2 separate regions of the Homo sapiens genome follow, and region 1 is linked to region 2. Evidence: read pairs that join two places in POLR2A ChIA-PET (ENCODE). Cell type or tissue: MCF 10A. All regions are shown on one strand. Each heading gives the region's core, and the rest is flanking DNA. Links, peaks and the distances in the headings are about the cores only. Region 1 overlaps PRORP (protein only RNase P catalytic subunit). Region 2 has its middle 43 kb from the start of PSMA6.

Region 1 (13,437 bases), core at 3,212-7,211, 100 kb after region 2:
GTATTCAAATGCTGAGGAGAAAAGGGGCTCCACCTTGATCATGTACTTTGAAAAAATATTGTTTGTTTTTAGGGAAGCAGACATCTCTGGAGAAAGCATAGGAAGTGGATTTAGTGTAGTTTGTTTTTTTTTTTTTTTTCTTGAGACGGAGTCTTACTCTGTCACCCAGGCTGGAGTGCGGTGTTGCAATCTTGGCTCATTGCAACCTCCGCCTCTGGGTTTTCCTGCCTCAGCCTCCCAAGTCGCTGGGATTACAGGCACCTGCCACCACACCTGGCTAATTTTTTTGTATTTTTAGTAGAGACGGGGTTTCACCATGTTGGCCAGGCTGGTTTTGAACTCCTGACCTCAAGAGATCCGCCCGCCTCGCCTCCTAAAGTGCTAGGATTATAGCCGTGAGCCACCACCACACCTGGCCTAGTGTAGTGTTTTGAGAGCTGTTACCTCTGGGCAAGTCACAGCCTTTTAAGCCAGTTTCCTTATATGTAAAGTAAGAAAAATACAACACTTAGTCCATAGGGATGTGTGAGGATCAAATCACTTAATATTAATGAAAGGACTCTATAAGCTGTAAAAGACTACGTGTTGTTATTGTTAGGCTGTAAAAGCACAATGTCATACATTTATATATAGCCTTGTGATGCCTTAAAAAAGCTTTGATATGCCTTACTTCATAGGACTGCTTAAGCACAGTGTCCAGCTTTAATAAGAGTATTTGGTTTCTGGCCCTTCAGATAAAATGCAGAGAAAAAAAGACGTGTTAACTTAGAATGGCTATGTGCACTGTATTTAAAGAGTTTTGTTTGTTTCACTTAATGAATCTTAATCTTAAAAAGGTTAAGATTTTAAGAGAATTAAGAGGTTTAATGACAACAGAGTTGACATATTTTTCCCAAAGTCCTAGACTTTCATTCCTTTAAGCACATTCTTTTCCTCTTTTTTAGATTCCACTGTCATCACTTTAGTTCAAGATGTCATTAGGTCTTTTGGTTGGTCTTTCAATGCTGTTTCTCCTGTGACATTGCCAGGTTAACTTTCCTACAACCTGGCTTTCTTTGTGTCATTTTCCTATACATACTCATCCTCCAAATCCTAATTTCTGGCATTGGTAGGCTGTCCAAACCTACAGGTGTAAACAAATCCAGAGAACTACCCAGTGAGGGGCGGTCTAGATATGTGGGTTTGGGAATTACAAATGCATACCACAGGGCATGATAGTGCGGCACGGTAAAAGACCACAGACTTTGGTGTCAGATTGGCATTTCAATTCTGAATCTGTTACTTTTATTAACGATTCAGGGAAGTGACTTAATTGCACCTCAGTTTTCTCATTTGTAAAATGAGAATCTAATTTCTTCATAGGATTGTTTAAGCACAGTGCCCACCTTTAATACAGTGTTTGGTTTCTGGCCCTTCACATAAAACGCAGAGAAAAAAAAAAAAGATGTGTTAACTTAGAATGGCTATGTGCACTGTATTTAGAGTTTTGTTTGTTTGACTTAATGAACAGATATTATATCTAATTTAAAAATTTAAGGCCAGGCACGGTGGCTCATGCCTGTAATCCCAGCACTTTGGGAGGCCGAGGTGGGTGGAGCACAAGGTCAGGAGATCAAGACCATCCTGGCTAACACAGTGAAACCCCGTCTCTACTAGAAATACAAAAAAAATTAGCCGGGCTTGGTGGCATACGCCTGTAGTCCCAGCGGAGGCTGAGGCAGGAGAATCTCTTGTACCCGGGAGGCAGAGGTTGCAGTGAGCCGAGATAGCACCACTGTACTCCAGTCTGGGCAACAGAGCAAGACGCTGTCTCAAATAAAAAATAGAAGTTTAAGAAGGTGAAAAGGCAAAATTGGAAAGGGGAACTATAAATATTTTAATATATTCAGATATCTCCCTAGTCAAAACATTAACTGTAAATTGATTTAAGTTACATGGTCATTTTTGCCTGTGGAAGAGGATAGATTTGAAAGAAACAAAACTGAAGATGAGAAACCAGTTAGGAGGCTATGATAGGGATTTAAGCAGGTACTAACAAGGATCTGATGAGAAAGATATGGTAAAAGAAGAAGAGAAAAGAATGGATTTGAGAAACAGAGCTGGGCATAGTGGTTGATGCCTGTAACCCCAGCACTTTGGGAGGTCTAGGTGGGAGGATCGCTTGAGTCTGGGAGTTTGAGATCCGCCTGGGCAACATAGGGAGACTTTGTCTCTACGAAAAATTTAAAAATTAGTTGGATGTGGTGGCGCACGTCTGTGGTCCCAGCTACTCAGGATGCAGAGGCAGGAGGATCATTTCAGCCTAGGAGGTCAAGGCTGCAGTGAGCTGTGATGGCGCCACTGCACTGTAGCCTGGGTGACAGAGCAAGACTCTGTCGAGAGAGAGAAAGAGAGAGAGAGAGAGAAGGAAGGAAGGAAGGAAAGGAAGGAAGGGAAGGAAAGGAAGGAAGAGAAGGAAGGAAGAGAAGGAGGGAAGGAAGGAGTGAAGGAGGGAAGGAGGGAGGGAGGAAGAAAGGAAAGAAAAGAAAGAAAAGAAAAATGAAAGAAAGAAGGAGAAAGAGAGAGAAAGAAAGAAGATGAGAGAGAGAGAGAAATAATTAGGAGGTAAAATTGGCAAGACTTGGTGAACATTTGGTACCACCTATTGGTGTAGATGTCTGGCAGGAAGATGGCAAGTTCAGTTTTGGACATACAGTATTTAGTTTCAAGTACCTGTCTAAGGTAAAGATGCAGAGATAGAACATCAGAGAACACCAACATTTAAGGAGTAAGAGAAGGAAGGGAAGTTCAAAAACAAGAGAGAACAAGGAATGGTCAGAGAGTGTAATGAGAAGGATAAGAATGTGAAGTCACAGAATTCAAAGACATAGACAATTTCAAGAAGAAAGGAATCTATAAAGTATTAAATGCAGAAAAAGAGTGATAAAGACTAAAATATGTTCATCAAAACTGGCAATTAGGAAGTTACTGCTGTCCTGAGGGAGAGCATTTTCAATGCAATGATGGAGACTAAGCCAGACTTCAGTGGGCTTAGGGGTTAGGGAGCAAATGGGTAGCAAGAAAAGAATTGTATACCAGTCTTTTGAGAGGTTTAGATGAGGAGGACAGAAACTAGAGCAAGCTAGCTATTTATGAGTTAGTGATTAAAGCAATGGAGATCCAAGAGAATCAGAAAAGCATGTCTCAAAGAGTCTACCATGGTATTTCAAGAAAACAGATAAATAGATCAGTAGGTTAAAATATAAAGAACAGTGTGTTACACGGGAAAGAACAAGGAATTTGGAATGAGACATGTCTAATCCTGTTACTTTGCCATTTACTAGCTATGAGACAAGTTACTTAACCTTTTCTGGGTCTTAGTTTCCTTATGCTTTTTTTTTTTTTTTTTTTTTTGGAGATGGGGTCTTGCTGTGTTGCCCAGGTTGGAGTGCAGTGGCACAATCTCGGCTCAATGCAACCTCCGCCTCCTGGGCTCAAGATGTCCTCCCACCTCAGCCTCCCCAGTAGCTGGGACTATATGTGTGTATCACTCTGCCTGGCTAATTTTTTGTTTTCTGTTTTTTGTGGTGTTTTTTTGTTTGTTTTTTTGGTAGAGATGGGTTTTGTCACCTTGCCCAGGCTGGTCTCAAAATCCTGAGCTCAAGCAATCCACCACCTCGGCCTCCCAAAATGCTGGGATCACAGGCATGAGCCACCACGCCTGGCTAGTTTCCACATTCTTAAGGAGGTAATACCAATAACAGCTGTAAGAATTAAATGAGGTACTCCATATACAAGTGTCTAGCATTGGCAACTTTTGCTTGGTCTACAGAAGGTACTAAAAAATATTAGCTTCCCAAGAGAAGAAGCAGAGGCTGTTTGTCCAGGCCAAGAAGAAAGCTGCTGGCAAAGGGGACGTCCCCACTAAAAGACCACCTGTCCTTCGAGCAGGAGTTAACACCATCACCACCTTGGAGGAGAACAAGAAGGCTCAGCTGGTGGTGACTGCACATGAAGTGGATCCCATCAAGCTAGTTGTCTTCCTGCTTGCCTTGTGTCATAAAATGGGGGTCCCTTACTGCATTATCAAGGGGAAGGCAAGACTGGGACATCTAGTCCACAGGAAGACCTGCACCACTGTCAACTTTACACAGGTTAACTCGGAAGACAAAGACACTTTGGCTAAGCTGGTGGAAGCTATCAGGACCAATTACAATGACAGATATGATGAAATCCGCCATCACTAGGGAGGCAATGTCCTGGGTCCCAAGTCTGTGGCTCGCATCACCAAGCTCGAAAAGGCAAAGGCTAAAGAACTTTCCACTAAACTGAGTTAAATGTACACTGTTGAGTTTTCTGTACATAAAAATAATTAAAATAATACAAATTTTCCTTCAAAAAATATTAGCTTCCATTTCCCCTTGGAGGTTACTGGTAACATTGAAAGAGTGCCATTTCAATTAAGCAGTGAAGATGTATCTTAAGTTGCAGGATTAAAGCATTCAGTTATAAGATATTAAAAATAGGGAACAGGTGTGGTGGCTCATGCCTGTAATCCCAGCACTTTGGGAGGCCAAGGTGGGAGGATCACTTGAAGCCAGGAGTTTGAGACCAGCCTGGGAAACAAAGCGAGATTCTGTCTCTACAAAAACATTAAAAAAAAAATTAGTTGGGCATGGTGGTGTGTGCTTGCAGTCTCAGCTACTCTGGGAGCTGGGTGGGAGGATTACTTGAGCCCAGGAGTTCAGAGGCTACAGTAAGCTATGATCACACCACTGCACTCCAAACTGGGTGACACAGTGAGACCCTTACTCTTAAAAAAAAAAAAAAAAAAGGAACAACAGTTGAAAGAGGAAAGAAAGGATTTGAGAGAGTTAATCACATTTGAAGTCTAAAAAAAAATGAAGTAAGTAAAAGTGCCAAGAGGGAAGTAAGGCTAGGGGCGTAGGAGCCTTTGTGTCTCATATATGATTAGCATACATCCAAAAATTATTTGAAAGAGTGTCTTACTGCATCATATAAATGACATTTGCAGCAGAGATGGTTTTAAGAGGCTGAACATGGACAGAAAAGATCAAAGGACAAACAAAGCTATCTTAAAGAGGAAAGTTGGTGCAGTTCATACCTAATGTTGATCATTTCAGTAAAGATCTAGGAAACACAGTATTTGGAAAAAATAGTTTCCAAAGCAGATGCGAATCCAAGTATCCTTGGGCCTAATTGTTAATGAATGTGAAACACACGGCTACAGAATCTGTGGGTAGAAAACATTCCCTAATTGCACAATCTCTAAACCTTTCCATCTGATTTCAACTACAATGACGTGCAAGTAAACATACTTCTCACCTTTTCCAACCCTACATGCACAAAGAATTACTCTCTTCGAGCACACATTTCATTGAAAGATGCGTCTTGACATGATTTCTTAGACAAATTCAAAGTTATTTTCTATATAAGGGAGTAGAGTAAGTAGTATTAATAAGTGTTTTTCAGATCCATATTTTGATCATAAGGAAAGCCTGAGCTTTAACAAACTTAAGAGGACTGAGCAGAGTCACGAAGCAAGAAAATATTATAATGGAATCTAATGGTATTATTTTTCTACATCTCTCTTCCTAATAAATATATGAATTGTAACTTTGCCTTCAAAATGCAGAGCACAGACTTCTTACCAATTGCACATTTACTGAACATAAATCAAGGTGGAAGAACCACTGCAGAGCTCAGGAAAAACACATGCTGTGATCATTGTAAGGGAAAAGAAATGTGAACATAGTTTTTCTGTGCAGGGAAAAAAAAAGGAAACGAAAAAAATTAGAGAACTACTCAAAGACAAAGGAAAAAAATCCTTCAATACTGTAGAAGGTAAAGAAAGAAGCAACAAGCAAATTTTAGGGTGGCCTAACACAGGTAATCTGAGGAAATACAAAGGATGATTTCTCCACAAAATCCTCTTCCACCCTTGCACCATGGAGAGGACTGCATGCTTTTCTTAAACGAAGGGATTGCACGTTGGCAATTGTTAGAATGTGGAAGCTGACTGATTTTACTATAGGAAATTAGTTTTGACAGACATCCTAATTAAGCACAGTAGATAAGACTACTGTATAGAACTAAGCTGGCTGTGCACTGAACAACTCTAGAGGCAATATTCATTGTCTCTACAACAATTCTAGAGACAAAGTTACAATTCATATATTTATTAGGAAGAGAGATGTAGAAAAATAATACTCTAGAGTTATGCAATGCCGTAGCCGATGGTAAGTACCTATCAGAAACAATGTTAGCTCCATGAGTGAAGGGAGTTTTCTCTACTTAATTCATTGGTGTATCCCTGGCGCAAAAAACAGGGCCTGATGCTTATGATGATCAATAAGTATTTGCCGAATGGGTTGACGAATGAAAAGAAAAGGGGAAACTGAAGTTTGAGAGCACAGAAGAGAGATGGATTTCTTAAAACTGAAAGAGATTAAGAGAATGAGTCCAAAAATCCAGAACCTTGGAATGGAACTCCTACCTGTTGTAAAAGAGGAAGGAGGGCTGGGCGCAGTGGCTCATGCCTGCAATCCCAGCACTTTGGTAGGCTGAGGCGGGCAGATCATGAGGTCAGGAGACCAAGACCATCCTGGCTAACATGGTGAAACCCCGCCTCTACTAAAAATACAAAAAAATTAGCCGGTCGTGGTGGCATGCATCTGTAGTCCCAGCTACTCAGGAGGCTGAGGCAGGAGAATCACTTGAACCTGGGAGGTGGAGGTTGCAGTGAGCCAAGATCATGCCACTGCACTCCAGCCTGGCAACGAAGAAAGATTCTGTCTCAAAAAAAAAGAGGAAGGAGAAGGAATGGTAGAAACAGTTTGGGACGTTGCCAGATTTTACCATGCTCTGGCAAGGACTTACTATGGGCCAAGCAAAAATTAAGTAATAAAAAGGGGTGGAAACACCACGTTAGCAGAGATGGAGGTTTTCTTCTTAATTGGCAGGCTAAGTATGTCAAGAAAAGTTTACATAATTGCTGTTTTTCTATCAAAAACTTCTACATGGGTTGAGGCAGGAGAACTGCTTGAGGCCAGGAGTTAGAAACTAACCTGGGCAACACAGTGAGACCCCATCTCTACAAAAATTTTTTTTTTTTACATTAGCTAGGCATGGTGGCGCATGCCTATAATCCCAGCTACTTGGGAAGCTGAGGTGAGAGGACTGCTTGAGGCCAGGAGTCTGAGGCTGCAGTAAGCTATGTTTGTGTCACTGCACTCCAGCCTGGGTGACAAAGTGAGACCCTGTCTCAAAAAAACTCCAAAATGAAAAAAAAAAAAAATCTGCATGGCCATACCAAACAGGGGGATGGAAGTCAGAATAAAAGATATGATTTTCATTATGATATAAACCATCTCCCCAAATATTAATAAAATCTTGAACCTATGATTAAGTGAGATAAACACTGCAGAAGTGATCTGTAAACTGTTATATGCTACCATGGTATAAGCTGTTTTTCTTATCCAATTAACAGAAACAGAGTTCATAAAGATTAACCAGCCATTTGATGTCTACTGACTATATATTGTGCTTTAGCAAGTATGCATGTATATAATAAAGTTCATAACTTATGCAATTCCTTGTGTATATGTGACTTTCATTCTGTTTTATTTATCAGGTTTCAACTAGACCTAAAGTTCCTTAGATTGAATAAACCTATACTTTACAACCCTCAACATCATCTTTACGTGATCCATAAACACATATCAAATTTCTAAGGACCCCTGGGGTATGGCTGATTCTAAGGACTTTCCTTTCACATTCCCAGTATTTTTAAATTTCAGCTATAAAAATTTATTTCAAGAGAGTTGGCGCCTCTATCTGTCCTACTATGACTACTCCAATTCATCTCAACAAGGAAATATGTTAATTTGCTCTAAATTCTGAGCAATGCAAATGGACTTACTAACCATATGTTTTCTGTTCACAATCTGTTTTCTGCCAGGATTATCTGGCATAGCTCATGTATAATTTCCATTAAAACAACAAAGCCAAACAAATACAAAAACACATAGCTCTTTGCTGTACATAAAAAAAAATCTATAGTTGGCTTTTGTGGGAGGAACCACTTCCACTCTCAGCCACTCAAGGTTTATCAGGATATACTAGTTGAGAAGCGTGAAAAATAAAAACTGGTAATTTCCCATAACCAAAACAAAAAGTGTTACAAGATACTTAAATGATCCTTGGCAATACTTTTATTCTATTTAGTATATGATTAGGAGTTTAGTAGATTAAAAAACCCACCAAATAAAAGACAACTGGTATATATTCTCCTCAGACATGGTAATGTGATGTAAGGTAGTAAACCTTGAACTTCATTTTTGTATGGGTAATAAATTCACATGGCTCAAACTCCAAAAGAAACCAAATGATATTCAATAAAAAGTTTCTCTCCCACTCCATCCCCCAGCCACCTAGCTGTTCTCCCGAGAGGCAACCAGTATTATCCATTTCTTCAGTAGCCTTCTAGAGACTAGACATCAACAAGCAAGTGTGTGTGTGTGTGTGTGTGTGTGTGTGTGTGTGTGTGTGTTCTCTTTTCCTGTCTTTACACAGTTGGTGGCATACTGCATAACATTTCTCAGTAGTATCTTAGGCACTACTCCCACCATGCCATGTTTAGGCAACAGGCTTCTTGCATGTCTTCTTTGATTGAACAATACCAGCTTCTCAAGTGTTGTGGAGGAGTTTGAGACCAGCAGACTTGGAAGAAAAGTGTGTTGTAATTAATTGGTAATATCTGCCATAACCATCTATTCCTATTCTGTGCTTTTACCGTATCTTCCACATACCTCTTTCACAAGAATCACCAGGTTTCACTAACTTGAAAAGGCATATCTGAGAGTACGGACTATGTCCTTTCATAATTGTAATGCAGGATACCTACCCAGCACAGTGCCTAACATATAAGTACTCGATGAATACTTACTAAATGAATCCCACAGTCAAAATCCCCAATGTTTAGGGAGAACAAGACAGCTTTTCATATTCCTGAATGAGTTACTTTCTCCCGCTCAAAGATATACTTGATTGACCCTATAACTGTAGATTTGTAATGAAATCATATTTGAAAGCTATGTGATACTGCTTTCCCCATCTCTATCAGAATTTACAGTAATGGGTTGGGCGTGGTGGCTCACGCCTGTAATCCCAATACCTTGGGAGGCCAAGGCGGGTGGATTGCTTGAGTCCAGGAGTTAGAGACCAGCCTGGGCAACATGGCGAAACCCGTTTCTACTAAAAATACAAAAATGAGCCAGGAGTTATGGCGCATACCTGTAATCCCAGCCACTAGAGAGGCTGAGGCAGGAGAATTGCTTGAACCTGGGAGGCAGAGGTTGCAGTGAGCAGAGATTGCACCACTGCACTCCAGCCTGGGCCACAGAGTGATACTTGGTCTCAAAAAAAAAAAAAAAAAAAAGAATTTACAGTAATGACATCTGGCTGGCACTCGAGCTTCTTGAGAAAAAAAATATGTACCCAGAAGTTTACACAGGATCCTATCATATATGTAATCAACTAGTTTCTAATCACTGCCCTCTAAAGAGAAAATGATTGTGTAACATGTGATTTCTGAAACAAAAGTGGGGTCTAGGGAGGTCAGGCGATGGTGAAAGAAAACTCAATGGAAACATCATGAGTGATAAAGAAAGCTTGTGATTGTTTGAAAAAAATCCAGTGAATGAAAAAAATTGACAAAGAACATGTCAATTAAGCCTTTCTCATTAAAGACCCCACCTGCTAATCATTCTCAAAGCTCTTTCTAAACTTACATTTTTCATATAAGTACTGCCATCTACAGGGCATAATGTAAACAAAGTATTTTATGAGGGGTGGGGAGTAACTGAAATGAAAAGGTTGGCATACTATAGGCCAACATCTTCATGCCCTTTTAAAATACCAGCATTAATGGGGAAAAGACTCCCTATTCAATAAATGGTGCCGGGATAGCTGGCCAGTCATAGCAGGAGAATGAAACTGGACCTTTACCTTTCACCATATACAAAAATTAAGTCAAGATGGATTAAAGATTTAAACATAAAACCTCAAACTATAGAAATCCTAAAAGAAAACCTAGTAAACACCATTCTGGACGTCGGCCTTCAGAAAGAATTTATGACTAAGTCCTCAAAAGCAACTGCAATAAAAACAAAAATCAACAAGTGGGACCTAATTAAACTAAAGAGCTTCTGCACAACAAAAGAAACTATTAACAGAAGAAATAGATAACCTACAAATAGGAGAAAATAATCGCAAACTACGCATCCAACAAAAATCTAATATCCAGGAATCTATAAGGAGCTTAAGCAATTTAATAAGCAAAAAACAAATAGTCCCATTACAAAGTGGGCAAAAGACATGAATAGACACTTCTCAAAAGAAGACATACAAGTGGACAACAAACATGAAAAAATGCTCAATATCGCTAATCATCAGAGAACTATAAATCAAAACCATAATGAGATCCCATCTCATACCAGTCAGAATGGATATTGTTAAAAAGTAAAAAACAGATGCTGGCAAGGCTGTGGAGAAAAGGGAAGGCTCATACACTGTTGGTGGGAATATAGATTGGTTCAGTCACCATGGAAAGCAGTTTGGAGATTTTTCAAATAACTTAGAACTACCATTCAACCCAGCAATCCCATTACTGGGTATATATTAAAAATAAAATCATTTTACCAAAAAGACACATGCACTCATATGTTCATCGCAACATTATTCACAATAGCAGAGACATGGACTCAACCTAGATGCCCATCAATGGTGGACTGGATAAAGAAAATGTGGTACATATGCACCATGGAATACTATGTGGCCACAGAAAAGAACAAAATCATGTCCTTCGCAGCAACATGGATGCAGCCGGAGGCGATTATCCTATGCAAATTAACACAGGAACAGAAAGCTAAATACTGCATGTTCTCACTTACAAGTATGAGATAAACATTGGGTACTCATGGATATAAAGATGGCAACAACGGACACTGGGACTACTAGCGGGGAGATGGAGGGAGGAAGGCAAGGGTTGAAAACACTAACTATTGGGTACTATGTTCACTACCTGGGTGAGGGGATCATTCGTAATCCAAACCTCAGCATCGTGCAATATATCTGTGTAACAAATCTGTACATGTAGCCCCAGAATCTAAAACAGAAGTTGAAATTATTTTTTTAACTCTATATTTATTCAGAGTTACATGTTATGTTTTCTTTTTTCACACACAAGGGAAGGCAATAATGCTCAATGGCTGGCTATTATCTTTTAAAAATTAATATTGTAAAGCTAGCACTTATGATTTTAAGTCTTCATTTATTTATTTATTTTGAGACGGAGTCTTGCTCTATCGCCCAGGCTGGAGTGCAGTGGCGCGATCTTGGCTCACTGCAACCTCCACTTCCTGGGTTCAAGCGATTCTTCTGCCTCAGCCTCCCAAGTAGCTGGGACTACAGGCGTGTGCCACCACGCCCGGCTAATTTTTGTATTTTTAGTAAAGATGGGATTTCACCATATTGGCCAGGCTGGTCTCGAACTCCTGACCTTGTGATCCACCGACCTCGGCCTCCCAAAGTGCTGGGATTACAGGCATGAGCCACTGCGCCCGGCTGATTTAAGTCTTTAAATTACCTGTTACGTATTTCTGCGGGCTTGTGCAAAAAAAAATTACTTGTTACTTAACTGTGAACAATAAAGAAAAAAATTATAATTTTAAACTAAAATTTTAAAAAAAGTTTAAAATATGCCCAAATTCCTATTTATTTCATTTTGCTGTAAGATATAAACTGGGACTCTCTGAGAAGTAGAGAGTCCCTGGGAGAAGTAAGGATATTTTTGGTGGGAGTTCTCTTATGTAAGGATAGACCAGGATGGAAGAGGAAGAAGAACATTAAAAGCTAAAGGACTGGTTCAGATTTATAGGTGCAAGCTGGAGAAACCTGAATGAAGGAAAGCACAGATGATTTCCATGCTTCTAAGGGGACATTATGCCAATGTGTTGTATTGTCATAACATAACTTTTTTTTTTTTGAGACAGAGTCTCGCTCTGTCACCCAGGCTGGAGTGCAGTGGTGCGATCTCAGCTCACTGCAAGCTCTGCCTCCCACGTTCTCGCCATTCTCCTGCCTCAGCCTCCCAAGTAGCTGGGACTACAGGCGCCTGCCACCACGCCCGACTAAATTTTTTGTATTTTTAGTAGAGACGGGGTTTCACCATGTTGGCCAGGATGGTCTTCATCTCCTGACCTCGTGATCCACCCACCTCGGCCTCCCAAAGTGCTGGGATTACAGGCATGAGCCACCGCGCCTGGCTAACATAACTTTTAAGGAAAATAAGTGGAATCCATTAAAACTGTTTCTTATAATCAAAAGGAAGAAATCTGATTTTAGAGATAACCAAAATCCACCAATATCACAAGGACGGTAAGAATTTTTCTTGGGGCCAGGCACGGTGGCTCACGCCTGTATCCCAGAACTTTGGGAGACAGAGGCGGGTGGATCGCTTGAGCTTAGGAGTTCAAGACTAGCCATGGGGAACATGGTGAAACCCTGTCTCTTCAAAATATACAAAAATTAGCCAGGTGTGTTAGTGCATGTCTCTAGGCCCAGTTACTTGGGAGGCTGAAGTGGGAGGATCACCTGAGCCTGGGAGTTTGAGGCTGCAGTGAGCCATGATTGCACCACTGCACTCCAGCCTGGATGATACAGAGAGATCGTGTCTCAAAAAATAATGAAATAATAATAATAATTTTTGCTTGTTTGTTTAACCATCTATTTTCAATTGGGTATTAAATTTTATCTTTCTCCTCAAATCTCGTCACAGTAAAGTTGCCACAAGTTTGGTAATAGAACAAAGTTAGGCAATATTTATTACTCCCCCCAACCCATCACTGCCTATCTCCAAAGTACTACTTTATTATGTGGTGCTGTCTAAACAGCGTTGTTGTCTGAACAGTGGAGTCAGCCCCTTTTCCACTCTCCAAATCTGATTATCAAAGTCTAACCTGCCAAGATCCAGATTAAATGCCAATTTCCACATAATTATTTGATCCCTCCTTAGCTAAAAGTAGTTTTCCTTAGCCTGTGGATGTTTTAGCTCTTTGCCTAAACATTTCTTACAGCCCTTGTAAATATTCTACATATTAATGATTTAGGTATCTGTGGGATTATAAACCCCTAAACAAAGGAAGGGACTACATTTTATTCATCTTTGCATCTGTCATAGTATCTAGCACAGAGCCTGGCACATGATGAGGAGTTAAAGATTTAATGAATATTGAATGTTTGTATTTGAAAGCTTACATGGCTAACACCAAATAGTTAATTTGAGAAACATCATGGCACAAATATTAACAACAGAGGGTCTTTGTTAAATATTTCACAGACTAGGAAAGCTAGAATCTATACCAACTATAGTAAAAT
Region 2 (17,249 bases), core at 7,392-11,391:
TCAAGTGGCTATTTTCAAATGAATCTCCTGAGGACCAAGTGATCCAAGCCTGCTTCTGGCTGATGGGATAGGGCTGGGCCATGGGCTCAAAAACGCATTGGCACTTAATTCATTCAGCAAACGTTTATTTATTTATTATTTTATTTTCTTTATTTATTTTTTTAGACGGAGTCTTGCTCAGTCACCCAGGCTGGAGTGCAGTGGCACAATCTCGGCTCATTGCAACCTCCGCCTCCCGGGTTCACGCCATTCTCCTGCCTCAGCCTCCCGAGTAGCTAGGACTACAGGCGCCCACCACGACGCCCGGCTAATTTTTTTTTTTGTATTTTTAGTAGAGATGGGGTTTCATCATGTTAGCCGGGATGATCTCGATCTCCTGACCTCGTGATCCGCCCGCCTCAGCCTCCCAAAGTGCTGCGATTACAGGAGTGAGCCACTGCGCCCGGCCTTATTTATTTTTTACTTTATTTTACTTTATTATTTTGAGGCAGAGTCTCGCTGTGTCGCCCAGGCTGGAGTGCAGTGGCGTGATCTTGGCTCACTGCAACCTCCGCCGCCTTCTGGGTTCAAGCAATTCTTCTGCCTCAGCCTCCTGAGTAGCTGAGATTATAGGCGCCCACCACCATGCCCAGCTAATGTTTTGTATTTTTAGTAGAGACAGGGTTTCGGCATGTTGGCCAGGCTGGTCTTGAACTTCTAGGCTCAAGAGATCCTCCTGTCTTAGCCCCCTACAGTGATGGAATTACAGGCATGAGCTACCACACCTGGCCCAACAAATGTTTATTGAGCACCTACTATGTGCCGTGCCCTGTGCTGGGTGGGGGAAAATGATGTGAACAAAACAAAACAACGTGCTGCTGAGGTTAAGATGCTCACAGGGCCAAGACTTTCAAAGGTCACATTCCCCAGTGGACCAGAACTCTCAGGCTGGAAGTAGGGGGAGGTTGTGAGGGCCAGAGGAGAAACAGGATGATGGTGGCTCCTCCTACCTCAGGGGTTTGAAAATCTGGCCCGGGCAGTTTCTGGCACCCTGGCTGTGCAAGCTGAGAGCCTGGCTGGAACCAAGATAGACGCGTGACTGTCCACAGCTGCCCCAACAGTGAGACGGGTCTGCTCCTGTTCTCTTCCATACAGTGCTGAAGTCACAAGCTATGAGCTAGTGTTCCCTCGGTAGCCCAGGGTCCTTGGGGGACGTATGAGGAGATGATGTGCACTGGAGGCCTGTGGAGTCACTGCTGGGGAATGACAGGCTGCACACTTGGGCCTCCGAGGCACCTCTGGCTGGGCTCGCCTTTCAGAGTTTCAGCCGAGCCTGGAATCACTCCAGGGACAAAGGAGACACATCTGCCAACGTCTGCCCAACTCTCCTTGGCCACGGGAGCCCAGGACCAGCCATAAGTGGGCAGGAGCCAGGGGCCGTGTGGCGAATGGGGCTGCGGCGGAGGCCTTGGGACGTGCATGGGTCAGCAGAGGCCCTTGAAGTCCTGGGCGGGCAGGTTCCTCAAAAGCAAAATCACTTGAAACACATTATGAGGGACAGCGGAGGCCCTGTGGCCAGCCCCCGAGCACAAGAGGCTCCTGCAACAGAAACCGCTGGCCAGCAAGGCAGCTGCTGGCTGGTGACGCCCAGAGACGGCCGAGGGCAAGGAGCTGAAGGGCCGAGGACGAGGGGGGTGCCCCTGGGGACCCCGCCCCGAGCTCAGGCCGCTCCATCTGGGCTCTAATCCCTTCTTTTGTTTTCAGCTCATGCTTCTCCCCCAGTGAAGGGAGGCTGGGAGGTTCTGTTGTTGCCCTAGGAGCTGCCAACAGCAGTAGAAGGCAGGGCCTTGGCAGGCAGCCTTGCCTCTGTGGGAGCAGGCGGGGCTGATTACTCTAAGCTGCCAGCCACCACTGGTACCTCCCAGCCCGCTGGCCTTGCCTCCTGTGTGGTGAACTCTGTGGGAGGGGACAGAGGGGCGGAGTGGGAGGAGGAGACCCAGCCGGGCCTTGAAGAGGAGCCAGGAGCTAAGAACTTGACCTAGAATCCCAGGATGAAGGACAAGTCCAGCCCCCTCCAGGATTCAGGGTCTCACCAAGGGGAATGAGGGGCCCAAGGTTCACCCAGCTGGGTTCTGATGGAGCCAGGCAGAGACGGGATGCGCTGGGGAGGCCCTGGAGAAGGAGCCTGGTGGAGCATGTACTGTGTGTCTTTCCTTTTTCCTACAAATCTTAGGGACTTTCCTGGGGTCAGGGCTGCTGTGTACAGCATGCAGGTGTGGGCTGAGGCGTGGGGGTCGGGCTGTGTCCATCTGGACAATGAGTTGCCTTTTTCCAAATCATGCCAAGGCCCTGTGCAGGTCAGTACCTGGTTTTGCCAGGCCAGCCTCAGGGGGCAGCTCATCAGAAACCAGCCCTGTGCACTGGGGAGGCTTTGGGCCTGGGGTGCCCTTTCTCAGAGAAGGGGTCACAGGGATGAAGGCTCATCCCAGAGGGGACTGGCAGGTCTGCAGGGTGCCCTGAGCCACTGGCTGGGAAAACCCAGGCGTCCTTCCCTCCCCAGGCTGTTTGCCTCCACACCCTTCCCTGCCTGAGGACTCACTTCTATCACTGAGGCAGGGTCACCTCAGGAACCAATCACGTTTCATCCTGAGTGGAATGAGTCTACGGAAGTCAAGGCCATAAGTCAGTGTGGCACCTGCATTTGACCTGAAAAAATACAGACTGTGAGGGCAAATGACCTGTCAAATGAGTACGTTGGAGCAGGACCAATTATTGAATTTCATACCTGCCCTAACATAATTCACATGGATTTTAGATTTCCAGAAAGGAATCTCCAAGCCCTTTTCATGGCCGCCGCGGTGGCTCACGCCTGTATTCCCAGCACCTGGGGAGGCCGAGGCAGGTGAATCACTTGAGGTCAGGAGTTTGAGACCATCCTGGCCAACATGGTGAAATCCCGTCTTTACTAAAAATGCAAAAATTAGCCAGGCGTGATGGTGGGTGCCTGTAATCCCAGCTACTCAGGAGGCTGAGGTAGGAGAATAGCTTGAACCCGGGAGGTGGAGCTTGCAATGAGCTGAGATCGCCCACTGCACTCCAGCCTGGGCAACAGAACCAGACTCCATTTCAAAAAAAAAAAAAAATTCTCTGTCAGGGTGGCAGGAAGGATTCCTGGAAATATGAAGGAACTGAGGCTGGTTTTGAAGATAAATCCAAATATGCAGGCTGGGGAGGCCCACCTGGCACAGAGGTGCTGAGGAGGGGCTGATCTGGGAACCAGAAGGAAGTGGGTGACTGCGATGAGGTACAGTGGGCACCCGAGGGGAGAGGCCTGAGTCTGTGCCGAGGAGTAGACCCAGGGCCTGTACCCGGGTGGTGGTGGGAGGCAGCCGGACAGCACAAGGGGCAAATGCCAGCCTTCTGTGGCACCTCCTCCCCACCGCCTCTGCAGCTGCTTCTGGGGCTTCCTTAGGGTCTTCCTATGCTGTCAACCTGGCCAGAGTCCCACAGAGCAAGGTCCTGCTGAGGTTTTGGCGGGGGGGGCAGGCTCTGAGAGGGACCCCTGGAAGGAGGCTGCTGCTCCTCAGACCTAGAGGTTTGTTCTTCTGCAGAGATCCACCGGATACTGAGAAATGCAGCTGCTGCAGAATTTCTAGCCATAAACACAGAAATGTGGTGGGGAAGGAGCTGTTTAGGGAAGAGGAAGTAGACACGTTGCACAGAGCTGCCACTAGCCTCGGCTGGTCAGGCCATGCAGGGCGATGGTTCTCAAACTCAGGCTATGACCCAGGCGATGCTGTGATGCAGGTGCCTGGTGGGCTGAGAGCCCTGGAAGCTGGTGCAGAACCACTGGGAAGGCTGGGAGCTGGTGGCCCACTGTGGGGCATGGCAGCTCCAGAGACCCCATATCTGTTCCTCTGGTGAGTATCGGCCTCCTCCTTCCCCACCACAAAACCTCAAAAGGGGTCTTCCCCTGTATCCCACCTGCTCTCCCTGTGCTCCCACAGCTGAAGCAAAGGCAGTGCTAGAGGCTTGAGGGCCCTCTTCCCCAAATCAGCAATCATATTCTTTCCACCAGGAAAATACCCTAAACAGAGCAGACATGAGGATCGCTTTGGGTCGGTCTGGGTCTCCAAGGCTGAAATGCATTTCACCTGTGCCTAAGTCCTTGGCCTCTAAGCAGTTATAGCTTATGGCGATGCAGTCAGTGGACAAAGATGAATATTCCAGAAGAAACCCTTAAAACCAACCAGGCAACAGAGAGAGCTTATAGCTGCTAAGAACCTGGAGGCAGTAAGGCACACGTTCTTTGCCCATCCCACAGCTATTAATATTAGGCTGCAGATGCCAAGGAAGGGGTGCGCACCTGGTTGCTGAGGAAGGGCAGCATGAAATGCAGGGCCCAAGGAGGAGCTCAGGCAGGTCAAGGACATTGCCCTCAACAAGACACCCTCTCCAGGGTCAGAGGCCGACCGAGCAGAGGCACAAGGTGCTTGTTAGCGGGTAGACAGGCTCATCGTGCAAGCTTGCAGGGCTCAATTAAGGGTCTTAGTCACCCGCAGCCTTCTGTCTCCTAGGTCCTGAACTGCAGCCCGGGGATGGGGTGGAGGTGCCCTATCTGTGGGGCCGTCCCAAGGCCCTCGCTGAGGGGCTGGGTACAATGAGGCCTGTGTCGGGACTTGCCGAACTGCACCTGCGCTGTAGCTCGGTATCCTTTGTGGGAGGCAGGGGTTTACCCTTGATAATCCCCTCCCCCGCCCAGCCCAATCCTAGCTCTGGCCTGTGGCCTTGCATCCCATGAAAGTTTCTATGGGACAAGGTTAGAAGGGGCTGCGCTGCCTGGTGGGAGACAGGTCCACAGGCCCAGCCCCAGAGCCCTAAACCCTCCCTGTAAGACCCACATAGCCAACCACAGTGAATAAATTAGTTGGATAATGCCATCCACCAGGAGGCAAATACTACTTTTATTTATTTACTGTTTTTTTATTTTTATTTTTTATTTTTTTGAGACAGTCTTATTCTGTCGCCCAGGCTGGAGTGCAGTGGCACGATCTCAGCTCACTGCAACCTCTGCCTCCCGGGTTCACGCCATTCTCCTGCCTCAGCCTCCTGAGTAGCTGGGATTACAGGTGCGAGCCACCACGCCCGGCTAATTTTTGCATTTTTAGCAGAGACAAGGTTTTGCCATATTGGCCAGGCTGGTCTCAAACTCCTGACCTCAGGTGATCCACCTGCCTCAGCCTCCCAAAGTGCTGGGATTACAGGCATGAGCCACTGCACCTGGCCCACATACTACTTTTAAATCATAAGGCAATGTTACTTTGATTTGCTTCTTATTAGGCCATAACCTTTGTTTGGTCTATGTCCTTTCTGAGGCCTCAAGGGGACTTCTGAGCCCCCCTTTTATGGGTGCAAAGAAGCTCTGAAACTTGGAGTTTGGATTTGGGTGAGAATGTGGGTCAACTGTGCTGGATTTCACAAAGCGAAGGCTGTGTATGACACAAGAAGCCCTGTGCAACAGGGCAAGACTCCATGGTCATTGAACTGCACACAGACCTGGTTTTGAATCACCACCTACCATTGGTGTGACCTCGGGCAAGTCACCAATATCTCTGAGTCTCAGAATCCCATCTGTTGGGCAAGAAAACATCCACCTCATAGGATTGCTATTGAGAGTCAAGGAGGTAGTGTTCAAGCACCTCCGAGGGCCTGGTACCTGGTAGCAGCTTGGTGTGTGCCCCTCCCACCTCTCCTTCATTAGGAGCAGGAGCCCTGGAATTCCATTCCTCTCCTGAGTAGTCACGGCCTGACCTCAGGAGGCAGCAGCAGCAAGAAAGGAAGGGAGGCAAGAGCAAGTGATGTTCTCCCCAGACCCTCAGCCCAGGGACACGAGGGCTGTGCTGGGCTGAGAGGGTTTTGCATCAGGCTGGTCTGTTCCCTCCCTAGCCCACTTGCGTTCTCCTCTGGAGATGGCCTGGGGGGACCCAACTGCAGAGCATTCAGGTGGGGCCCTGGCACTAGCCACAGGGGTGGGGGTGCTGCATTTAGCCTTTCTCTGGCCACAAGCTCCTTGTTCAAGGGTCTCAGGCCACCTTGACTGTGGGTCTCTGTGGGGCCTGGCCTGCAGAAGGCCACACGGCACCTGTGCATCCCTGCATTGGTCACCACCTAGGACTGTGGCACGCAGAAGTGTTATCCATGGGCCTTCACTTTCTGCTCCAGACACGGCAGGGAGTTGAAGTTCGAGAAACAGATAAACAAATGCCAAACATGAGCATAAACTTTAATATATTCAGACTGTTTTAGATATTAAATAGAAAAAAGACCTTGGTGCCTTTGAGGGTCCTGTGTGGCCTTTCCCTAGGTGGAGCTGGTTCCCTTAGAGGTAAAACCAGGAACTTTCTCTTGCAGCTTATGAGAGGGTGACGAGGGTGCGGCTTATCCTTTGTCCTCATGGCTGGAAAAGGGACCCTGACGGGCACAGGGCCTGCCTCGCCCTCCCTCCTCAGGTCTTGGGGAGACAGAGACTGCAGGTTGCCTGGGCGGCCCCAGGAACAGATTTGCATTATTTTGTGGCAACAAGCAAATTTCCTGGAGGGGATTTCTGGAAGAACTGGGAGCCACCCAGCGGGAAAGCTTTAGGAAACAGGAGAGCAGGAGGCCGGGAGGAGACAGGCCTGGGCAGAGGCGGAGGCTGCTTGGCCTGAGGCTCTGGGCCAAGGGATGGTTGAGGCCTCGAACCCCTCCTCCACCCTTCCTCACAGCAGGCAGGAAGCCAGGCCCTGAGCAGGCTCAGGCGCTGCCTCCGCGCCCTCGCTGACCTGCAGGAAACTCGCCCAACCCAGGCCTATGTCAGCAGCAGGACGATGACCTAAGAAGCCAGGCTGCAGAGCAAGATGGAAAATTCCCAACGCTCCTGCACCTAAGGCTGCACCCGGGGGGGCAATATTATGCTCCTCTGGCCCTGACTGCATGGGGGAGGGCTGCCCCCGTTCTGGGCTGGCGGCTCAGTCAGGGGCTGGGACAAGAGCAAACCAAACAGCTTCAAGGGGAGGGAAACGGAGCCCCAGCCCTTGACCTTCCACTTGGTTCGTGCGTTGCTGGACCCGGCGTAACTGCGGCTGTGTGGGTGTGTGTGTTGGGCAGGGATGGGGTGGCGATTACAAAACAGAGGACGGCAGGCGTACTTTCTGCATAGAAAGAACACTCAACAGCCCTCCAACACAGGCTGAGAATCTGAAAAAGTCAGGCCATGTCGGCTTAAAGAAATCAAGCTGCATATCCACCAGCATATCAAGATTTTAAATTTAAGAACTATGGGTCAGGTAGAGTGGTTCATGCCTGTAATCCCAGCATTTTGGGAGGCCGAGGTGGGTGGATCACCTGAGGTCAGGAATTCAAGACCAGCCTGGCCAACATGGTGAAACCCTGTCTCTACTAAAAATACAAAAAATTAGCTGGACATGGTGGCAGGAGCCTGTAATCGCAGATACTTGGGAGGCTGAGGCAGGAGAATGGCTTGAACCCAGGAGGCAGAGGTTGCAGTGAGCTGAGATCGCGGCATTTCACTCCAGCCTGGGTGAAAGAGCGAAACTCCATCTCAAAAAAACAAGAAAACAAAAAACTATGACAGCTCAGATGCGTACATTCTAAAGTTCATCCGAACCTGGTTAATGCAGTGCTTGGCTGGCCTGGAGCCTTAGGGAAGAATATCCACGAGGCACCTGCTGTATGCTGAGCAGGTTCGCATGGAGTCCCTCTCGTTCAGTCCTTGGTTGGTGAGGGCCGCATCACAGGACAGGCTCAGCGCAGCACAAACCGAAAGAGAAATGCTTCGGACCAATGTCCTTTCTCAGTTTCTCCCGGGAAGGCCGGCTGGAGCAGGCTATTTCCAAGGCCCTGGAAATACAGGTGTTTTCCCTTCAGTCATCTCCAGAGCAGGAGCCTCCTATGTCTCAGGAAGATAAGAAGGATCCAGATGCCAGGAGGAGTGACCTCTGGACACTTGGCTGGGAGCCCAGGAGCCCTGATGCCAGGCCCAGGAAGGCCTCCCCACCCCTCTGGGGCCTAGTCAGGGGAAGGAAGGAACCAAGGAAGGGAGGGAGGGAGGAAGGAAGACACATGGGATAGGATTTCCAGACCCAAGGCCGGCAATCCTCCTGGTTCCAATCACCGGATAGGCAAGCTGGTTTGTAGTTTTCCATAGGTGACAAAAGCCAAAGGAAGGTTGCAAAATCCCTCCTGCACCAGTAGGCTTCAAGAGGTTACACTCTCAATAAGAATGTGAAATGGTAGATTCAATAAAATCTAGTGTATGATAACATAATAATTTATGTACATCTTAAAATAACTGGAATAGTGGGCCGGGTGGCTCACGCTTGTAATCCTAGCACTTTGGGAGGCTGAGGCGGGCAGATCACGAGGTCAAGAGATTGAGACCATCCTGGCCAACATGGTGAAACCCCATCTCTACTAAAAAAAATACAAAACTTAGCTGGGTGTGCTGGCGCGTGCCTGTAGTCCCAGCTACTCAGGAGGCCAAGGCAGGAGAATTGCTTGAACCCGGGAGGCAGAGGTTGTAGTGAGCCGAGATGGCGCCACTGCACTCCAGCCTGGCCAGTCTGGGCAAGAGCAAAACTCTGGCCAGGTGTGGTGGCTCACACCTGTAATCCCAGCACTTTGGGAGGCCAAGGCAGGTGGATCACGAGGTCAGGAGATCGAGGCCATCCTGGCTAACACGGTGAAACCCTGTGTCTCTACTAAAAATACAAAAAAATTAGCCGGGCGTGGTGGCGGGCGCCTGTAGTCCCAGTTACTCAGGAGGCTGAGGCAGGAGAATGGTGTGAACCCGGGAGGCGGAGCTTGCAGTGAGCCGAGATCGTGCCACTGCACTCCAGCCTGGGTGACAGAGCAAGACTCTGTCTCAAAAAAAAAAAAAGCGAAACTCTTTTCTACAGAAAGCCTGGGCTTTCTGTAGGGGCTGACTCACTTCAGGGCCCCCTGGCATGGCCTAAAGCTGTAGAGGGGAGCTGGCAGCCCCAGAAGGGCTTCATTTCCCAATCTCTCCTCCCCTTTCTCCTGGCCCCCTGGGCATCTCCACCTCTGCCCCTACCTCCCAAGCAAGCCTTGACTCACATACTCCTGAGTGGCAGCCTCTGGCCTCTCTCCATCTGTGCCACCCCCTCCTAGGACACTGGGGTGAGGAAGCCCTGGGAGGCAGGCTCTGGGTGCAGGTCAGAGGCCTCCCTGTCTGTGCTGGGGTCCAGCTGAGCCAGGGCCACTGAGCCCTTGAGGGCTCTGCAGGCCTCGGGATGGGAAGGGAAGGTGTGGGAGATGACCCTGAGCCCGGGGCGCCCCTTGGAGCTCCCAGAGGCTGTTTTGGCTCCTGGCAGGGTCAGAGCAGCTTGGTGCCATCGTGTGTGCTCCTCCAGGAGGAGAAGGCTCTAGACAGGGCAGGACTTGCCCTAAAGGCCAGGGACCCCCATAGGGAAAAGCTGCCGCCTATGGGTGTCACGAGGAAATGAGCGCCCAGGAAGAACATGGTCACCCTGAAAGAAGTAGGACGTTGTCTCCCTGGCTGAACCACAAGCCTTGCGCGGGTGACGCAGGGCCTCACCTGCTCTGCCCTGGCTGAAGAGAGACATTTGTAAACTTCAGGCTGGCTTCTGCCTGCCTGACCACACTGCTTGGGTGACAATGTTCGCAGGAAATCACATTTTGGTAGTGACTGGTCAGGATGCTGGGGAAACTTAACAGCACTAGAGAGCCGTTCTGGAAGGGCGCTGCCATACTCTGCTGCCACAGCGTAGCTGGTGTCTTCTCTGCACTTTAAATGCATTGTGTCATTTTTTCCTCATAGCACTTCTTTGAGATGGATCCTGTGGTTTATACCCCTTTTTTTCAGAAGAGAAAAACTGAGGCTGTAAATAACTCAGCTGTGGACTGAGAATTCAGTCAGGCTCTGACTGTGGGGAAGCTGGAAGTCCCAGCACTTGATTCTGGCGGCTGGAAGCCTGGGGCTGCGAGTGCCCCTTTCCGCACCCCTGTAGTCAGGGCTCTTGTCTCCTGGCTTTGGTGCTAGGATGCAGCCACCTGGAGCTGTTGGCTACGACCTGTTCAGCAGGGTCCTCCGACCCGCAGTGTTGCTGGATTGTCTGGTGTGTCAGTGTCTGGACAGGGCCTCATACGACTATTTATCTCCCTCCCAGGAGCCCCTCCCTTCAAGGTAGGCCTGGAACTAGGGTTTTTCAGAAATGAGAAATCAGCTGTGAGCACCTGCAGCCCCTCCTGCTTTAGAAGAAACAGCATAATACCCTGTTTTACAATGACCTTTTGTTTTTTTAAGTACACTTCACAGAGAAAGAAAAAGAAAAAGAAAAACCCAGAAGGGATCTCCACGTAGTCTTTGGCAGGAAAGGGGCCTCTTACAGTATTGTTGGTAGCTTTGAATCATTAGAGGCATCTGCTCACGACCTGCTGCAGGGCCCTGGGCGTGGCACTCACAGAGTCCCTCCCAGGAAGGAGGCCTGGAAGCTGGTTTTTCACAAGAAATGTCTTCATGCCCAGTCTGCTTCTGTAAAGGCCTGGACTGCCACCCTGCTGGATGCAGACAGGATGCAAAGTGGCCACAGATATCTCAGTGGCAGCTCAATAACTTGGAGGAGATACTCTGCAAGGGCCTAAATTCTTAGCCCCTGGGGAGACTTAGTCCGTCTTGGTCATCACCCTGTGCCCCGGAGCAGGGTCTGACTTACAGGAGGGGCTCAAAAATATTCGTTGATCAATAAGAAGTATTAAGAAAATGTCTCCTAAATTGACAGGAGATGGTGCAATAACATGGACCCTGTACAGCCTTCTTCCCTGGGTTCCCTCTTGAAGTACACTTTCTCAGGTGGCTGAGGACACAGAGGCACAGGGAAGCAGGTGGCCTTCCCAGGTCTCCCTGCAATGATGGGTCTCTACGGCCAATCCATTAGGATCGCTAGGCCGTTTTTTAGAGGAGGTGATTTTGCCCCCTGCCGTGTCCATCCACAACTTAGAGCTTGACCACTGTCACTTACAAAATGCCAGCACAGCCATCTTCACCGACAATTTTTTGCCCTCCCTCTTGATGAGGACTTGTATAAGTTCCTAGAAAAAGTGGCAGCCAGGCGCCTGGAGGCTGCCCAAGCAGCGTGGCCCCAGTTTTACCGAGCGGGGCAAACAGGTCTCTGAGGTAGTTATTAAGCAGACGGCTAGACGCGGCCAACATCCGCACTGCTGCTCACGGCCTCTATCCCTGGAAAACCCCAGCTAGGCCCGGCACTCTGGGGCTGTTCGCTGGGGCTCTCCCCAGATCATCCCTCTTCTGCCCAGGGAACAGGTCTTTCCTGTTCTTCTTCTGCTTCTCCTTTTCTTCCTCATTCCAGTCCTCAGTGGAGACTTAATCACCGTAGTGCACTCGGTGAAACCTAAACCACTGTGTTAACTCTGAGGTTTACAGGTCACCCCCCTGCAGTAAGGCCAGAGCCTGATTTCTGTGGAAAGCACACCCCTAATCCAAACGATCTTCTTGTGATAAAGGGGTGTCAGCAGCTTCACCAAAGTTTATGCCACTCCACTTGCCATTTGGGACAATGCATTTCCTTCGTCTAAATGCACATTTCCCTACATTCCCCTCGTATCTCTGGATGTGGGAGAGGCCTCTCAATGACAAGGGGCTGCAGCAGGGCCCGGTGGAGCTGCCACAAGCCCTGGAAAGGGGAGCCCCAGGCTGAGGTTGCTGCTAAGAGTTAATTACTGTTAGACATTTGCATTTGTTATCCCCTGGTCTGGCTGCTGGAGTCGAGGATGACGTCAGCAAAGGCACAGATGACATAAGCCTAAGGCACAAGGTCACCTTCTGAAAATGCATTTGACTCAGCACACCAGTAAGCTGCCCACTGACCAAGAGAGCAGCACAGGCGGATGAGCCCCAAATACACTTGACTGTGATCTTGTCACCTGCAGCCGCTGCCCACAGTGCTTCCCAAGCAGTAGCATACTCCAGGCCTGACTGGGCCACACTCTCGAAAGACTCATGCCCACAGCAGTGTCCTGCGAGACTTGGACTTGATAGACCAGGGCTGAGGGCCTAGAACTTTATAGCCTGGAACTCCTGGGCTCAAGCAATTCTCCCACCTCAGCCTCCCAATTAGCTGGGGTTACAGGCATGTGCCACCGGGCCCAGCTAATATTTTAATTTTTTTTTTTGAGACGGAGTCTCGCTCTGTTGCCCAGGCTGGAGGGCAGTGGCGTGATCTCGGCTCACCGCAACCTCCGTCTCCCGGATTCAAGCAATTCTCCTGCCTCAGTCTCCCAAGTAGCTGGGACTACAGACGTACACCACCATGGCTGGCTAATTTTTTTTTTTTTTTTTTTTGAGACAGAGTCTTGCTCTGTCACCAGGCTGGAGTGCAGTGGCACTGTCTCAGTTCACTGCAACCTTTGCCTCCTGGGTTTAAGTGATTCTCCTGCCTCAGCCTCCCAAGTAGCTGGGATTACAGGTGCGTGCCACCATGCATGGCTAATTTTTTGTATTTTAGTAGAGATGGGGTTTTACCATGTTGGCCAGGCTGGTCTTGATCTCCTGACCTCGTGATCCGTTCACCTTGGCCTTCCAAATTGCTGGGATTACAGGCGTGAGCCACTGCGTCTGTCCATTTTTTGTGTTTTTAGTAGAGACGGGGTTTCATTATGTTGGGCAGGCTGGTCTTGAACTCCTGACCTCATGATCCGCCCACCTCGGCCTCCCAGAGTGCTGGGATTACAGGCATGAACCACCTTGCCTGGCCAATATTTTAATTTTTTGTAGAAACAGGGTCTCCCTGTGTTGCCCACGCTAGTCTGGAGCTCCTGGGCTCAAGTGATCCTCCCGCCTCCGCCTCCCAAAGTGCTGGGATTACAGGCATGAGCCACCGCGCCCATCCAAACTGAGCAGATTGTGTGGAGAGTTCACCACCCCACATCAACTTTCCCTATTATCAGTATCTTGCTTTGGTGTGGCACATTTGTTACAATTCATGAACTAATACTGACACATTATTATTAAAGTCCATATTTTATATTAAGGCTTACTTTTTGTATTGTACATTTCTATGGGGTTTGATAAAGGCAAATGTCATGCATCCATGATTACCATACCAAACCCAGGTTTCACTGCCCTGAACTGGTGTTTCACCTATTCATCCCTCTCCACTTCCCATTTCTTCCCACCCCACTCTGAACTCCCAGCAACCGTTATCTTTTTTTTTTTTTTCTTGAGACGGACTTTTGCTCTTGTTGCCCAGGCTGGAGTGCAGTGGCGCAATCTCGGCTCACTGCAACCTCCGCCTCCCAGGTTCAAGCGATTCTCCTGCCTCAGCCTCCCAAGTAGCTGGGATTACAGGCATGCGCCACCATGTCCAGCTAATTTTGTATTTTTAGTAGAGATGGGGTTTCTCCATGTTGGTCAGTCTGGTCTCAAACTCCCAACCTCAGGTGATCCGCTCGCCTTGGCCTCCCAAAGTGCTGGGATTACAGGTGTGAGCCACCACACCCCACCAACCATTCTTTTTTTACTGTCTCTATAGTTTTTACTTTTCCAGAAAGTCATATAGTTGGATTCATACAGTAAGTAACCTTTTCAGATGGGCTTCTTTCACCTGCAATATGCACTTAAGATTTTTCCATGTCTTTTTGTGGCTTGATAGCTCATTTTATTTTAGTGCCGAATAATATTTCATGGTATAGATGCACAACAGTTTGTTTTCCACTCACCTATTGAAGGTCATCTTGCTTGCTTCTGGTTTTTGGCAATTGTTATTATTATTCTGTTTTGTTTTGTTTTGAGACAAGGTCTCACTCTGTCACCCAGGCTGGAGTGCAGTGATGCGATCTCAGCTCACTGCAACTTCCACCTCCCGGGTTCAAGTGATTCTCCTGCCTCAGCCTCCTGAGTAGCTGGGATTATAGGCATGCGCCACCATGCCCGAAAAATTTTTGTATTTTTAGTAGAGATGGGGTTTCACTATGTTGGCCAGGCTAGTCTCGAGCTCCTGGCCAGAAGTGATCCACCCGCCTCGGCCTCCCAAAGAGCTGGGATTACAGGCATGAGCCACCTTGCCCAGCCTGTTTTTTTGCAATTATGAAGAAAGCTGCTTTATAAACATTTGTTTGTGAGGTTTTTGTGTGGCTATAAGCTGGATTTTACACTAATAGTGTTTAGCTTTGTAAGAACTGCTCAGCTGTCTTCCAGGTGGCTGTACCATTTCGCATTCCCACCAGTTACTGCTGCTCTGCACCCTTGCTAGTAGTATTTGGTACTGTTATTAAAAAAACTTTTTTTTTTTTTGGACTGGTGAGTTGGCTTACGCCTTTAATCCTAGCACTTTGGGAGGCCTAGGCAGGCAGATTACCTGAGGTCAGGAGTTCAAGACGAGCCTAGCCAACATAGTGAAACTCTGTCTCTACCAAAAATACAAAAAGTTAGCTGGGTGCAGTGGCTCACACCTGTAATCCCAGCTACTCAGGAGGCTGAGGCAGGAGAATCGCTTGAACCTGGGAGGCGGAGGTTGCAGTGAGCTGAGATCCCGCCACTGCACTACAGCCTGGGCAACAGAGCAAGACTCATCTCAAAAAAAAAAAATTCGCCATTCTAATAGATATGTAGTGGCATCTCAGTGTTGTTTTAATTTGCAATTCCTGATGGCCTATGATGTTTAGCATTTTTTCTTTTTTTTTTTTTGAGACGGAGTCTGGCTCTGTTGCCAGGATGGAGTGCAGTGGCACGATCTTGGCTCACTGCAAACTCCACCTCCCAGATTCAAGTGATTCTAGTGCCTCAGCCTCCCCAGTAGTGAGGGTTATAGGCACATGCCACCACGCCCAGCTAATTTTTGTATTTCTAGTAGAGACAGGTTTTCACCATGTTGGCCAGGATGGTCTCAATCTCTTGACCTCGTGATCTGCCTGCCTCAGCCTCCCAAAGTGCTGGGATACAGGCATGAGCCACCGCACCCAGCCAATGAGCATCTTTTCATATACTTAATTTCCATCTGCTTATCTTCTTTGGTGAGGTGTCTGTTTAGATCCTTTGCCAATTTTTAAATTGTTTTCTCATTGTTGAATTTTAGGAATCCTTCGTGTATTTTGGATATCAGTTATCATATATGTGTTTTGCAAATATTTTATCCCAATCTATAGCTCGTCTTTTCATTCTCTTAATGTTTTTTTCACAGAGCACAAGTTTTTAATTTACTAAAGTCCAATTCATCAATTTTTTTCTTTCATGGATTGTGCTGCTGATATTGTATCTGAAAACTCATTGCCAAACCCAAGTCACCTACATTTCCTCTCGTATTATTATCTGAAAGTTTCATAATGTGAAACTTTTACATTAAGTCTATAATCCACTTCGAGTTAATTTTTGTGAAAAGTGTAAGGCCTGTGTCTAGATTCATGTTTTTCCATGTGGCTGTCCAATTGTTACAGCACTATTTATCAAAAATACGATTCTTTCTCCATTGAATTACCATTGTTCCTTTGTCAAAGTTCAGTTGATTATATGTTTGTGGGTCTATTTCTGGGATCTTTATTCTGTTTTATTAATCTATTTGTCTTTTCTTTCATCAATATCATGTTGTCTTGATTACTGTTGCTTTATATTAAGTATTGATAGTCAGATAGTGTCAGTCTTCCGGGGGGACTTTGTTCTTCTTGAGTGTTTTCATTATCATGTTGGTTATTCTGGGTTTTTGGCACTTCTAGATAAACTTTAGAATCAGTTTGTCAATATCCACAAAATAACTTGCTGAGTTTTGACTGGAATTTGTTGAATCTATAGATCAAGTTGGGAAGAAATAACATCTTGACAATATTGAGTTTTCCTATCTATGAATATGGAGTATCTCTCCATTTATTTAGATCTTTGATTTCTTTCATCAGAATTTTGTAGTTTTTCTCATAAAGATCCTGTGTATATTTTGATATATGCCTAAGTCTTTTATTTTGTTAGTGCTAATGTAAATGGTGTCGTGTTTTAATTTCAAATTCAAATTGTTCATTGCTGTTATATAGGAAAGCAATTAACTTTTATATATTACCTTTATATCTTGCAACCGTCCTATAAATGCTTAGTAGTTCCAGGAGCTTTTCCCCCCACCTTGTTTACATTGTTGACATCTTAGACTTTGTAAACAATCTTATATCCTGATTTCCCCCAATTGTGTCATAAATGTTTTTGATGCCGTTTTATTTGTTTTTTTAGAGACAGGGATTCACTCTGTCACCCAGGCTGAAGTGCAATGGTGTGATTATAGGTCAGTGCAGCCTCAACCTCCTGGAGTCATGCTATCCTCCCACCTCAGCCTCCCAAGTTACTGAGCCCTCAGGCACACACCACCATGCCTGGTTAATTTTTTGTTTTTTTGTAGAGATGTTGCCCAAGCTTGGTCTCAAACTCCTGGTCTCAAGCTCCTGGTCTCAAGCGATTCTCCCTGCCTTGGCCTCCCAAAGTGCTGGGATTACAAGTGTGAGCCACCACACCCAGACTCAGTATCATTTTATTCTTTTAAAAGATTTTTGGTGGTGGGGCGCAGTGGCTCACGCCTGTAATCCCAGCACTTTGGGAGGCCGAGGCAGGCGGATCACCTCAGGTCGGGAGTTCAAGACCAGCCTGACCAACATGGAGAAACCCCATCTCTACTAAAAATACAAAATTAGCCGGGCACGGTGGCGCATGCCTGTAATCCCAGCTACTCGGGAGGCTGAGGCAGGAGAATCGCTTGAACCCGGGAGGCAGAGGTTGTGGTGAGCCGAGATCACGCCATTGCACTCCAGCCTGGGCGACAAGAGCAAAACTCTGTCTCAAAAAAAAAAAAAAAAAAAAAACAACAATTTTGGCAGCAAAGTATTTTATTGATCTGTAATTTCTTAATCAGTTTCCTTTTGCTGTATATCTGGGGTATTTTCAATTTCTTCATACATGTTTCTTATTTTAAATATGGAAAATGCAGAAGAATATAAGGGAAAAAATGCCCTTGTAATTTCACCAGAATAACCACTGTTGCCATTCGATCCTCTTCCTTCTACTGTTTCCCTTATGCCAGTGGTTCTCCTTTATTGGCAAATAGACTTATTTGAATATCTGATAAAAGCTATGGGCTTCTCCCAGGAAATTAGGACATGCACCAAATTTTGCATACAGCTTCAGAGTTCTAGGGACATCTATAGCCCATCCCAGAAATGCCCCCCAACAAGAAGCTGGGACATTG

Evidence for each region. Peaks named below come from ENCODE experiments on the same cell type or tissue, not always from the same donor. Only the 100,000 strongest peaks of a DNase experiment are listed, where the experiment ranks them.
Region 1: POLR2A ChIA-PET joins it to region 2 with 5 read pairs; 1 of 35 experiments calls an interaction of 5 or more read pairs at or near these places.

Annotation. Positions count from the first base shown.
Region 1 is chr14:35,226,053-35,239,489 of GRCh38, reverse strand. The region is part of intron 5 of PRORP (protein only RNase P catalytic subunit); the gene reads right to left. All of the region lies in intron 5 of PRORP-PSMA6 (PRORP-PSMA6 readthrough), which reads right to left. It also overlaps the pseudogene RPL7AP3. Among named protein-coding and RNA genes, the nearest start is that of PSMA6, 60 kb to the left of the region's middle. In MCF 10A, for the core only: no CTCF peak of the experiment used is centred there; a DNase peak (open chromatin) is centred at 5,269.
Region 2 is chr14:35,326,414-35,343,662 of GRCh38, reverse strand. No RefSeq gene overlaps it. Among named protein-coding and RNA genes, the nearest start is that of PSMA6, 43 kb to the right of the region's middle. RefSeq lists enhancers at 866-1,722, 3,773-3,962, 6,593-7,114, 9,999-10,608, 10,619-11,540 and 1 more. In MCF 10A, for the core only: no CTCF peak of the experiment used is centred there; DNase peaks (open chromatin) are centred at 8,062, 9,082 and 10,482.